Linked DNA regions of Homo sapiens: region 2 is linked to region 1. A link is a loop called in an ENCODE intact Hi-C map of the cell type or tissue named here. Cell type or tissue: dorsolateral prefrontal cortex. All regions are shown on one strand. Links, peaks and the distances in the headings refer to the core of each region. The heading gives the core; the rest is flanking DNA. Region 1 holds the start of MECP2 (methyl-CpG binding protein 2). Region 2 holds the start of IRAK1 (interleukin 1 receptor associated kinase 1).

What was found. A loop is a pair of places that touch in the nucleus more often than their neighbours do. Peaks named below come from ENCODE experiments on the same cell type or tissue, not always from the same donor. Only the 100,000 strongest peaks of a DNase experiment are listed, where the experiment ranks them.
Region 2: it touches region 1 in a loop (7-fold over the local background); 28 of 110 quality-filtered maps call a loop at or near these places.

The regions. Positions count from the first base shown.
Region 1 is chrX:154,095,119-154,100,478 of GRCh38, forward strand. MECP2 (methyl-CpG binding protein 2) reads right to left here and starts at 2,599. Exons shown (of 3, transcript NM_001110792.2): 1 at 2,486-2,599. The coding sequence starts at 2,547. RefSeq lists an enhancer at 1,615-1,704 and silencers at 2,025-2,104, 2,165-2,224, 2,201-2,439, 2,525-2,884. In dorsolateral prefrontal cortex, for the core only: CTCF peaks have their summits at 2,845 and 3,065; DNase peaks (open chromatin) are centred at 1,577, 2,013 and 2,793; H3K4me3 peaks cover 2,905 bases; H3K27ac peaks cover 3,074 bases; H3K27me3 peaks cover 3,790 bases.
Region 2 is chrX:154,016,709-154,022,068 of GRCh38, forward strand. IRAK1 (interleukin 1 receptor associated kinase 1) reads right to left here and starts at 3,194. Exons shown (of 14, transcript NM_001569.4): 1 at 2,969-3,194; 2 at 2,723-2,890; 3 at 2,489-2,620; 4 at 2,267-2,370; 5 at 1,891-2,079; 6 at 1,583-1,647; 7 at 1,298-1,412; 8 at 241-359. The coding sequence starts at 3,104. It overlaps MECP2 (methyl-CpG binding protein 2), which reads right to left. Exons shown (of 3, transcript NM_001110792.2): 3 at 4,865-5,360. MIR718 (microRNA 718) reads right to left here and starts at 3,281; the gene lies at 3,212-3,281. RefSeq lists silencers at 2,564-2,633, 2,644-2,743, 3,094-3,473 and enhancers at 3,159-4,128, 4,244-4,313. In dorsolateral prefrontal cortex, for the core only: CTCF peaks have their summits at 3,296 and 3,649; a DNase peak (open chromatin) is centred at 3,334; H3K4me3 peaks cover 1,873 bases; H3K27ac peaks cover 2,704 bases; H3K27me3 peaks cover 3,870 bases.

The DNA.
Region 1 (5,360 bases), core at 307-5,306:
GGTTTGTGCCTTGCCCCAGACCTACCTAAGGATTTAAACAGCACAGAAGTCGGAGTTCGGCTGACTGCATGACACTCTCCTATCAATCGGGTGAAACAAAGACCCAGTACTCTAAGCTTAAAGCATTCCAGGCAAAATTTTAGTTAACAGGCAATAGGAAGGTGTGATAGGCCAGTGCTAACAAGAAAGCCACAGATGGGTTTCTTTGAGCTGTTAAGACACTGGAAAGGGCTGGTATGGAAGCCCAGTGGAGCCATTAGGACAATGGAAAAGGAGGTACCCCTCCACCAGGCACTTTGCAGAGAAAACTATACTCTGGAAGCTGCCTGCACTGTTGATAGGGCTAGACGTATGATAAACAGCTAACCGGAGGGGCACCCGAGGAGACAAACTGCCAACTATGAAGAACAAAGCAGAGACCTCAACTTGTCACGTCTCAAGCTCAGATGTACAAACTTTGGGATCGTCAAGTGAGGCTCGTGTGTATGCCTGGGGATATGACTGTATTCCAGTGATCAGCCACCTAGCTGACCTGCCACGAATGGGTGACCTGTGGTGACTTACTTTAATCAACTGTAGTACTTCTAGATTGATTGGGTGATTTAAGGTTCTGACATATTCAGGCAAGAAAATAAAAGCAAGTGTTTCCTAGACTTCCTCATTGGGATTTGAAATAGAAATCCTGAAAAGCCCATAAAAGCCTATTTCCCTAAATCCTTGGTGGAAATTCCCAAAAGATTAAAAAATCCAGACCCTGTCTTATTATAGGGACCCAGCAGATTTCAAAAGACTCAAGAGGTCAGCTTAATCTGGTTATTAACTGAAATTGCTGAGATACTGATGAACATTCCAGCCATGGAACCCAAAATTCTCTAGAGTAATAATTACCTATTAGTGCAATGTTACTACTGAGGCCGTATATGCTTCATTTTTACAGTATAACAAAATGTCTAAAACTTATGAGAGTCCTACAACGTCTAGGCCACTCAGTATCACATCCAAGTAGGTATGGTTCCTGGATCACCAACCAACCCCTGAATTCGATCCTGTTATCTCACAGTCTGGGGTACTGATCCCGCACAGCAGAGACACAACGTGTGAAAGGCTCGGCAGAGCCCATTCCTGTTCCTGGAAAAATAACCAGAAGCACACATCTGCCTGACCATGAGTCAGGAATATCAATTTTGTGGTGGAGCCCATTTCTGCTGTGACCAACCCACACCCGAACACACTCGCAACAGAAGCAACCGCCACAGAGCAATTCCAGAATGAGCTTTTTCCCCCTCGGGGTCCATACTTAGCAATGTCATAAACGGTCTCCCCTGCGACAGCAATCCTTTTACACTCTTCATAATGACCTTAAGTCTTTAGTGCAAAACCACAGAAACATTGCCACTGCCATATAAAAGTCATCTGAGTTTCAGTTTGGGTGATTCGGTCATGACCAAACTGAACAGAGGATAACCTTTCAGGCACAATTAACAGGAGCCACAGCGTCGCGATGAACTTGCCCCATCTGGTACCGGTGATCCCGAGCGCTCCAGGGCGATGAGAGCCCGTTACCTACTATGTCCCACTCCACTTATGTAACTGGAAGATCGCCGGCGAAGGGGAGGGTAGGATGGGAGGGTGCTCACATTCCGAGGCCACAGCACTCCAAAGAACCTCTGAGCACCCTGGGGACACGCTCGCACCTTAGAGCCTCTGGCGCCGAAGAGCCTCGGGTGCTGCTGGACGCACAGTCCCCTACCCACGGCTCCTGATGGGAACTATAACCACCTCTTTATGATGAGTTGTGGGACCCAGAACACAATGTCTAGTCCCTTTTGTGGATAATAATCCCCACCTACTTGTTCCTGCTAGATGGGGAAAGGAGCCGGTGGACCTACTCGCTCGCGGGGGGGTAGCGGGGGGCAGAAATTCATGGAATGGGCGAGAAGGAGGGGGAGGCAAAGCCCAGAGATGGGGGTGAGAGCTCAGGAGCCCTTGTGGCGCACTCTCCCGACGGGAGGCGAAGTGCGCACGCGCGCCGGTGGGGGGGCCGAGTAACGGGAGAGGGGGCGCGCGAGGGAGGGAGGGGGAGAGCGCGATCCAGGGAGAGGCCGGGGCCGCGGGCGCGCGACGGCGCCGCGGCCCAAAGCCCCGAGAAGGGCAGGAGCGCGCGCAGCCCCGACAGGCGAAGCCCCGGCGACAGGGGCGCCCGCGGGGCCGGGGGCCGGGATGCGCGTCGAGGGCGGGAGGAAGAGGGGCGTCAGGCGAAGGCGGCTCCAGGGAGGCCGCGCCGAGGACGGTCACCCGCGAGCAGGGGTGACGGGCCGAGGGGAGAGTCGCCACCGGCGGCGGCGGGAGGGGGAGGGTAGAGAGGAGGGACGCCATCCGCCAGCCGTGTCGTCCGACCCCGCGGGCCCCTCCCGCGCCACGTCCCGCCCCTGACCCCCGCCCCCCGGCAAGGGTCCCCGCCCGCGGCCACGGCGGTCCCACTCACAGTCTCTCCTCCTCGCCTCCTCCTCCTCCTCCGCTCGGCGCGGCGGCGGCGGCGGCGGCCATTTTCCGGACGGCTTTTACCACAGCCCTCTCTCCGAGAGGAGGGAGCGCGCGCGCCGCCGACGCCGGGACCCCGCACGGCCGACGTCGCGCCCCGCCCTCTTGGCCGGCCCGCGCGCTGCTGCACCTGCGCGCCCGCGCCCCGCCCTCGGCGCCGCTGCGAGCCCGCCCGTCATTGGCTGTGATGGCCGGGCTGGGACGGGGAGGACGGGGGAGGGGGGAGTCTCAGCGGCGATGCCGTCAATTGGCGAGATTTCCTGTCCATTTCGGCCAGGGAAAAGGGGGCGGACCCCTCCAGCTGTTGATTGGCTGCTTTCGGCCGTCGTTTGGGGAAAAGAGGCGGCTTGGGCGCGGAGGGACTGGTTTAGTGGGCGGAATTTGAATGTTAAGGATTAATGGACCCTTGCGGATGCTGGGGCAAGTGAAGGCCTAGGCTTGGGACGCCTGTTTGCGCTGCTCTGAGGGGCGATTGACCCTCTGTCCACAGATGCACCGAGTGCGCTGCAATAAGCGTTTCATTGCACCCACATTTTCTCAATATCACTATCTTCGGCAGAAGCAGCAAAGTTGCCCACCCTGGAGCCTGACGTTGCCCCAGCTGAGGGGCCTTGGTTTCAGAGGCCTACTCAATGCATTATTTCATCCGAGCCTGCCCAGTGCTCACACTCTCATAGAGGCGGGGAATAAACTGACAACAAATCGCAACCCTGGCTTTCGCAGAACTCTGGCGGGGGAAGAGAGTGCATGCCAAGGCCTCGTGACACCTGTCACTGTTGGATCAGATGGTTTGGTGGAGGTGTGAATAAGGGGCAATGTTAGCTCTGCCTGGAAGATATGATTTGGGAGCTGAGATCCAGCAATTTTTCACTTTCCTAGAAGAGTTGATTTGGAGCTGAGATCCAGCAATTGTGTTTTGGGAAAATAAGAGTATGAGAAAACTGTTAGCTAACCAGGTGTTCAGGACAGGAGTGTTTGTTAAGGGGACCTTACCCTGATGCCAGTCATTATCCAATCCATTCAATGATCCTTCTGTTAGTTCTATGCTTAGCAAGAAAACCTGATTCTGATTTGGCTGCTTGCCCCCATTCATTTATTGACTACCTGCTATGTGCCAGGCACTCTTCCAGGCTCTGGATGCACGGTACTGAACAGACAGCAAACTAACATTCTTGCCGGGAAGATTCATACTAGCATACAAATAAGTATAATATATCATTTCACATAGTGATAAGGGCTTTGAGAAAGATAAACTAAGTGAAGGGGGTGCTATTTAGATATCTGCTGGTTTTCACCCTCATTTTACTCCCTCATATGAATATCTGGGGAAAGAACATTCCAGGCAAGTTCAAAGGACATGAGGAGAGACTATGCCTGGCATGTTGGGGACTAACGAGGAAGTCAGTGTTGCTGGAGAGTGGTAGGGAATGTGATTGGAAAGGCAGCTGGGGCCACTATGAGAACTGGGAGTTCATTCTTTTTTGGGGGGGGTGGGGATGGGGTCTCATTCTGTCACCCAGGCTGCAGTGCAGTGGCGCAATCTTGGCTCACTGCAACGTCCACCCTGAGCTCAAGCGATCCTCCCTCCTCAGCGTCCTAAGTAGCTGGGACCACAGATGCGAACCACCACGCCTGGCTAAGTTTTTGTATTTTTGATAGAGATGGGAGTTCACCATGTTGCCCAGGCTGGTCTCAAACTCCTGAGTTCAAGTGATCCGCCCGCCTCGGACTCCCAAAGTGCTGGGACTACAGGCGTAAGCCACCGCACCCGGCCAGAACCGAGAGTTTATTCTAAGATGAGAAGCCCTCAGAGGATTTTGAGCCAGGAGCTGTCTGATCTATGTTGCAGGTGTAGAGTGGAGAACTGGACGTGATGAAACAAAACTACAGCACAAGGCTAGTTGCAAGGCCCTGGAACAGTCTAGGAGAAAGAGTTGATGGTAGCTTTAACTAGGGTGGCAGCAGTGCAGCTCTGAGAAGTTGTGAGATTCAAGATATGTTTTCAGAACTGAACAAAAGGATTGGATGTAGGGCATAGAGCAAGGGAAGAAACAAGGATGATTCCTGAGATTGGGGCCTGAGCAACTGGGGAAATAAGGGTGCTTTTCACCATAGTGGGGAGAACTACAGGAAAAGTACATTTTCAGAGGTGCAGATCAAGAGTTCTGCTTTGGCTGTATTAAGCTTGGGGTGCCCAGTGGTGTGAAAGTGGAGATGTTGAGTAAGCCATTGGGTGTGCGATGCTGAAGTATAGAGATGCGGCTAAAGCAGTCCAAAAGTCATCACGCTGAACATCCAATTCAAGAAGCCATAAAGAAATGACAGAGTAAGCCTGCAAAAGTAGAAGAAAGAAAAATAAGGATGAATAAAACTTAATGAAATAGAAACAAATGATGGAGAGGATTGAGAAAATTTTAAACCTGCTTCTTTGAAAAGCTGAAAAACAAAAGCCAACCCTCTAACAAGCTGGATATAAAGAGAAAAGAGAAAAGTAAATTATGTTACTCATGAAAAGGTTTTATTATGCACTGTGTGTCAGTAAATTTGAAAACATAAGCAAAAGGAATACATTCCTAGGAAAGTACAGCTTACCAAAACCGACTTTAGAAACAGAAAATCCCTGTAACCACAATGAAATTGACTATGTATTTAAAAAGCTACCCATCCTCCTACACACAGACACAGACACGCAGACACACACAGACACACACGCACACAGAGAGAGAGAGAGAGAGAGAGAGAGAAACAGACCAAGAGGGCTTTATGGATGACTTCTACCAAATCTTTAATGAGTAGGCAATTCCAATCATACACAGAAA
Region 2 (5,360 bases), core at 247-5,246, 78 kb before region 1:
GGCTGGACTCGAGGCTGCCAGCCCGGTGCCTTGCCCACAGAAAGCGCTGGCACTGCCCTGAGCGCTCCAGCTGCCTGGGGGCCTCTGCTCATCAGTAGGGCCCATCCTTGGCCCGTTCCCACACCTGTGCGATGCCGGGGTGTTGAGGTCCCAGGCCATGCCTGATCCCCACATTGATAGGACGCGGGGCCCCCCTTGCTGCAGGCCCTGCCCCGGCAGTTCTCAAGGGCCCCTCCTCACCTCTTGATGTCTCCATGGATGAGGCTGGGGCTGTCCTGATGTAGAAACTGAATTGCCCGGGCTGTACCCAGAAGGATGTCCAGTCGCTGAGGCCAGGAGAGAGGTGGGCAGGCCTGGGTCTGGGGTGGCAAAGGGGGACAGGGGAGGTTGCTGGATGGCCGTTCCTTGATCCCAACCATCCTTCTACCTGTCACCGTGCAGCCTGGAACAGCCACTTCACTCTCTAGGCCTCAGTTTCCCCCTTCTGGAAAACGAGGAGCAAAGTCTCCGTGACCTGCACTTCTTAAGCAATGGCTGGGGACACGTTCAATAGAATCTGCTGGGCTTCGGCTCCCAGGGCTCATCCCTTTGTCCCTGGTGGTCGGGAAGTCCTTGAAGGCATTCTTCCCGCTCTCCCCAAACGCAGCATGCAGGAGGAGGCAAGGGGGCCCTCCCTCAGCTGTAGGTGGTCCAGCTGGTAGCCCCAGACCCCCTCGCCTCCGGGGCTTGCTGATGAGACCCTCCAGCTACGCTGCTTGCAAAGGGGAGAGGCCTGGGAAAGAGCTCTATAGAAAACATTGGGTCGGGCCAGGCGTGGTGGCTCACGCCTGTAATCCCAGCACTTTGGGAGGCTGAGGCGCGCAGACCACCTGGGGTCAGGAGTTCGAGACTAGCCTGGCCAATGTGGCAAAACCTCATCTCTACTAAAAATACAAAAATTAGGCAGGTGTGGTGGTGCATGCCTGTAGTCCCAGCTACTCGGGAGGCTGCGGCAGGAGGATCGCCTGAACCCGGGAGGTGGAGGTTGTGGTGAGCTGAGATCACACCACTGCACTCCAGCCTGGATGACAGAGCAAGACTCCACCTCAAAAAAAAAAAAAAAAAAAAAAAAAAAAAAATTGACCCCACCGTGGGCCAAATCCTGAGCCGGGTGCTGCTGGGGAGCTGGAAGTGCAGGCCTGGCCTGCTGGCAGGACCCACTCACACAGGCTGAAAGCCCTAGGCCCCGCGCCCGGCTCCAGCCAGGTGTCAGGAGTGCTTTGGGTCCTGGGAAGCGTGCCGGGCCAGGTGAGCCTACCTGGCAGTGGAGACGGTCCTCCAGGGAGCCGTTGGGCAGGAAGCCGTACACCAGGCAGTAGAAGCCGTTCTGAGCACAGTAGCCAGCAAAGTCCACAATGTTTGGGTGACGAAACCTGTTTGAAAAAGGGGAGCACTTTCCATCAGGCCAGACTGGGTGGGCAGCCCTGGCTGGGGCCTCAGCTCGCCCGGGCCTGCCAGGCCTCAGGTGCCCAAGGGAGCCAGGTCCTGTGGTGTGCGGTCTGAAGCCCCACGGGACCTGGTGTGGCTCCCCCTCTGGCCTCACCTGGACAGCTGCTCCACCTCGGTCAGGAAGCTCTGCTTCACTGCAGTCCACTCCAGGTCAGCGTTCTGCAGCCCCCAGGGTGCGGTGGGGGAAGGGGCAGGGAAGACGGGCAGCGTGAGGCTCTCGAAGCGAAGGCCTTCGGGCCACCAGTGCCACCTACCCGAGGCCCAGAACCACCAAGGGGCCAGGGACCCTACGCCAGAATGAGGGCTGAAGGAGTTGTGTGGGGAAGCGAGGGGGAAAGGCTGGAGAAGTGGTGAGGGTTATCTGATGGCCTTCCAGGGTCCCTGCCAGGGTGCGACACTCACCTCCTTCAGCCTCTTCACAGCATACACCGTGTTCCTCATCACCGCCCGGTACACGCACCCAAAGCCACCCTCCCCGATCTTGAGCTCCTCCGAGAAGTTGTGGGTGCCCCGGGAAATCTCACAGAGGGGCCAGCAAAACGGAAAGGGGCGGGCTCCCTGCAGGAGGGACACTGAGCTCTCTGGGCCTGGCTGTGGGAAGAGAGCCTGGATCAGGTGGGGTCCCTGTCTCTTCCCTTCTGCCCAAGGCTCCAGGCTCTCCCCACCACAGCTGCCTCCCAGCTGACCCAGCTTGGCTGACTGGGGCTCTGCGCTACATCAAAGGCTGAATTCCTTCCTCCTTGTCTCGAATCTTCCCTGGGGGGCAGGGGACACCTACCTTGGTAGAAGAAGGGGCTGGAGATGGCGGTGGAGGCCACAGGGAAGCAGGGCTTGGGACCAGGCCGAGCTCAGGCCCTGAATGGGTCTGGGAGCCTGGAAAAGCTTCATAAAGACACCAGTGAGAGGCAGGCAGAGACCAGCAGCAGGGTCTACAGCCGTGGCCGTGGTCAAGGTGGGCTCTTCTTTGGGTCCACCGAGCCTAACAACCGGGCCCTCTTACCTGGGGAGAGGAAGGTGGAGGCTGAGGATGGCAACTTCCGGGGGCTCCAGGCCTCGGCCTCGGCGGGTGCAGGGATGCTGCTGGGCCTCGGGGCAGTGGTGCCTGGGGACGGAAGCGGGGCGGGAGGGTGCCCTGGGACGCCAAGGAAGGAAAGGAAGGTTGAGGCCCGGGTGGGGGAGCCCCGTGGGGCCCGCCGGCCTCCCAGCCGTGGGGTGCCCGGAGTCCCGCGCTCACAGGCTGTGATGATGTCCCGCGCACGGAGCAGCTGCAGGTGCGTGAGGATGTGCACGAGGTCGGCCACACGGGCGTTGCGGTTGATCCAGGGCCACAGGACGCTGGCCGTGCGCTGCCCGGAGCGCTCGCACAGCCGCAGCTCGGTCTGGTCGCGCACGATCAGGGCGGCTGCGGGGCGGGGGGCGTCAGGCGTCGGCGCCAGGAGCCCGCGCGCCTCCCGCCCCCCGGCAGCCCGCCGCCACCCACCGAACTGGCACCAGTCGGCGGGCTCCAGGGCGTCCATCACTTTGTAGAAGCGGCACATGACCCAGGGCGGCACCTCGTACAAGAAGTGCTGGGCGCCGGGGGCTGCGGGCTCCCCCGGGCCCGGCCCCCCGGCCATGGCTGCCGCCGCCGGGCCGGGACCTGCCGGGGCCTCTCAGGGCCGCGGCGGGCGCGGGCCTGGGCCGGCCGGGTCCGCGGACACTGACTCACTTCCCCTTCGAGCCGGCCTCGTGCGACGCCCGGCGGGGCGGAAGGGGCGGTGCCCGGGCCCGCCGCCATCTTGCGCGCCGCGGCCGCGCGCTGGGTCACACGGGGGCGCCCCGCGCCGGGGAGGGCCCGGGTCCCGGCGGGTTCCGCGAGCGGCGATCGGCCTCCCGGGCTCGCCCGGGCGGGGCTCTGGAGGACGAACGGCGGCTCCCGGCGTTGGGGACAGAGGGCAGGGCGGAGGCCCGGGCTGCTCGGAAAGGGGCCGGGGCCGGGCCTTCCGAAAGCTCCTGGGCGGCCCTGCCGGAACCCTGCTCTCCACTGCGGCCTGCAGGGCTGTTACCAGGAGCCCTGCCTGCCCGCCCCACGTCTAGCCCCCTGCACACGGCAGCAGCCTTGAGCCATTCAGTCTCCTTAGGTGTCCTGAAATATGCCGAGAACGCTGCCCGCCACAGCCGTGAGTGTATGCGTTGCTGCTGCCCCAGCCCTCATTTGGCAAGGGTGAGCTCAGGCAGCTGTGGTGAAGGCTTCCTGAGCCCGCCGGCAGAGCTCCTGCCACCCCGTACCTGTCCCCTCCTGGGCATCGTCCTTGATTACTTGTCTGGACCGCCACCCCCGGTCCCCGCCCTGAGATGGGGAAGACCCCACAAGCAGCAACGCAGACTTACTCTTTTGTTTCTCCAGCTGGATGTCTCCTCCAGCGACAGTTCCCCTTGCCCTCTTGATCCTGACAGCGAAGGGGTTCCCCACCCCTAGCCCTACAGACTTAGGACTTTTCCTAGAAACGAGAAGTGCCCAAGGCCCACAGCTGGCCCCTGTTGGAGTCTCTTTCCTGAAGCCACCACCACTGTGGCCACTCCCAAGGAAGATGCCAACCATACCATGAAACCCATGGCTTCTCACGGGACAGACTTTACTGAGATGTACCAACTCAAGTATCTGAAATGACTGCACACCCATGCTAACCTCCACGGGGGCACTTGGTCCTACTTACACACAAAGGCCCATCAGCTCACGGAACAGGGCTGGCATACGAGATGCTCAATGCATACAAGTTGACTTTTCAACCCTGGGATCTACCTTTGAAGGCCAGGCCTTCCGAGGGTACCTTCTAGCATGTGCATGTGAAGCTGGACTCCTTTGAGCAGTTGTCTCCTCCAGCCCCTTACCAACCTGGTGAGGCTGCTCCTGAGAGCCAAGGAAGCCAGTAACAAGGGGGCCCCCTTTGGGCAAACCCCTCAGCCTGCCCTTGCCTGGTCAGAGAACCACGTTAGCAGTCAACAGAGGGCACGTGAGGGTCCTGGCCAGAATGAGACACAGGAGGAGCCACAGCCTGCGGGGGTGGGGGTGTCCAAAAGCACCACAGCACATCCAGACCTAGGGGGTGCCCCTACCATACGGGTCTGGAGCAGGGAGGTTGTGCTGCAGGCTGACTCATGCCAGGCCCTTCCCGTCACACGCTGGAGCAGTGTGCCTGGAGAGCACTGGCTTGGAAGAAGCTGAGGGGCCAGCGAGGCCAGCATATGGAGGAGGCTTCCCTTGGCCGCTCGTGGCAGGCCTGAAGGCAGCTACCTGTGTCCAGGGACAGCCAGATCCAATGAGGAAACGCAGCACCATGCTGTCATGTGAGCTGGAGGGGGACTTCTGTCTTATAATGAAAGCCCAGACCTTGAGTCACTTTCACAGAGAGATTTATCGAGAATGCTAACAGCACAGGATACAGTACTTCCCAACAAAAGGTGCAAACGCGTCACTTAGAAAGGCATGCTGAGTATTCTTTGCTTTCACATGTATTAAAAAACTTACAAAAATAAAATAAAACTGCGTGCTGCCCATCTTTTCCAATAGTAAAAGAACCTTATGAAAAAATCACTTGATTTTTACAACAAAAGACACAAACGGACATTTTTATGTAAATTTATAAGGCAAACTCTTTATATAATAAATAGGTTACAGGGATTCAGTGGGGGGGGGGTGTTTTTGAAACGTATACAGGTACATTCAGACAGGTTTACTGAAATGGTACAAATTTCCTTAATAAATTGCCTTTTGTTTTTAAATATATCAGTGCTTTCAGTCATTTGGCTATACACAAAGAACCTTTTTTCTGAACACTACAAAAAAGCAATCAATAATTTTTGTTTTTAAAACGACCTACTTATTTTCTAAA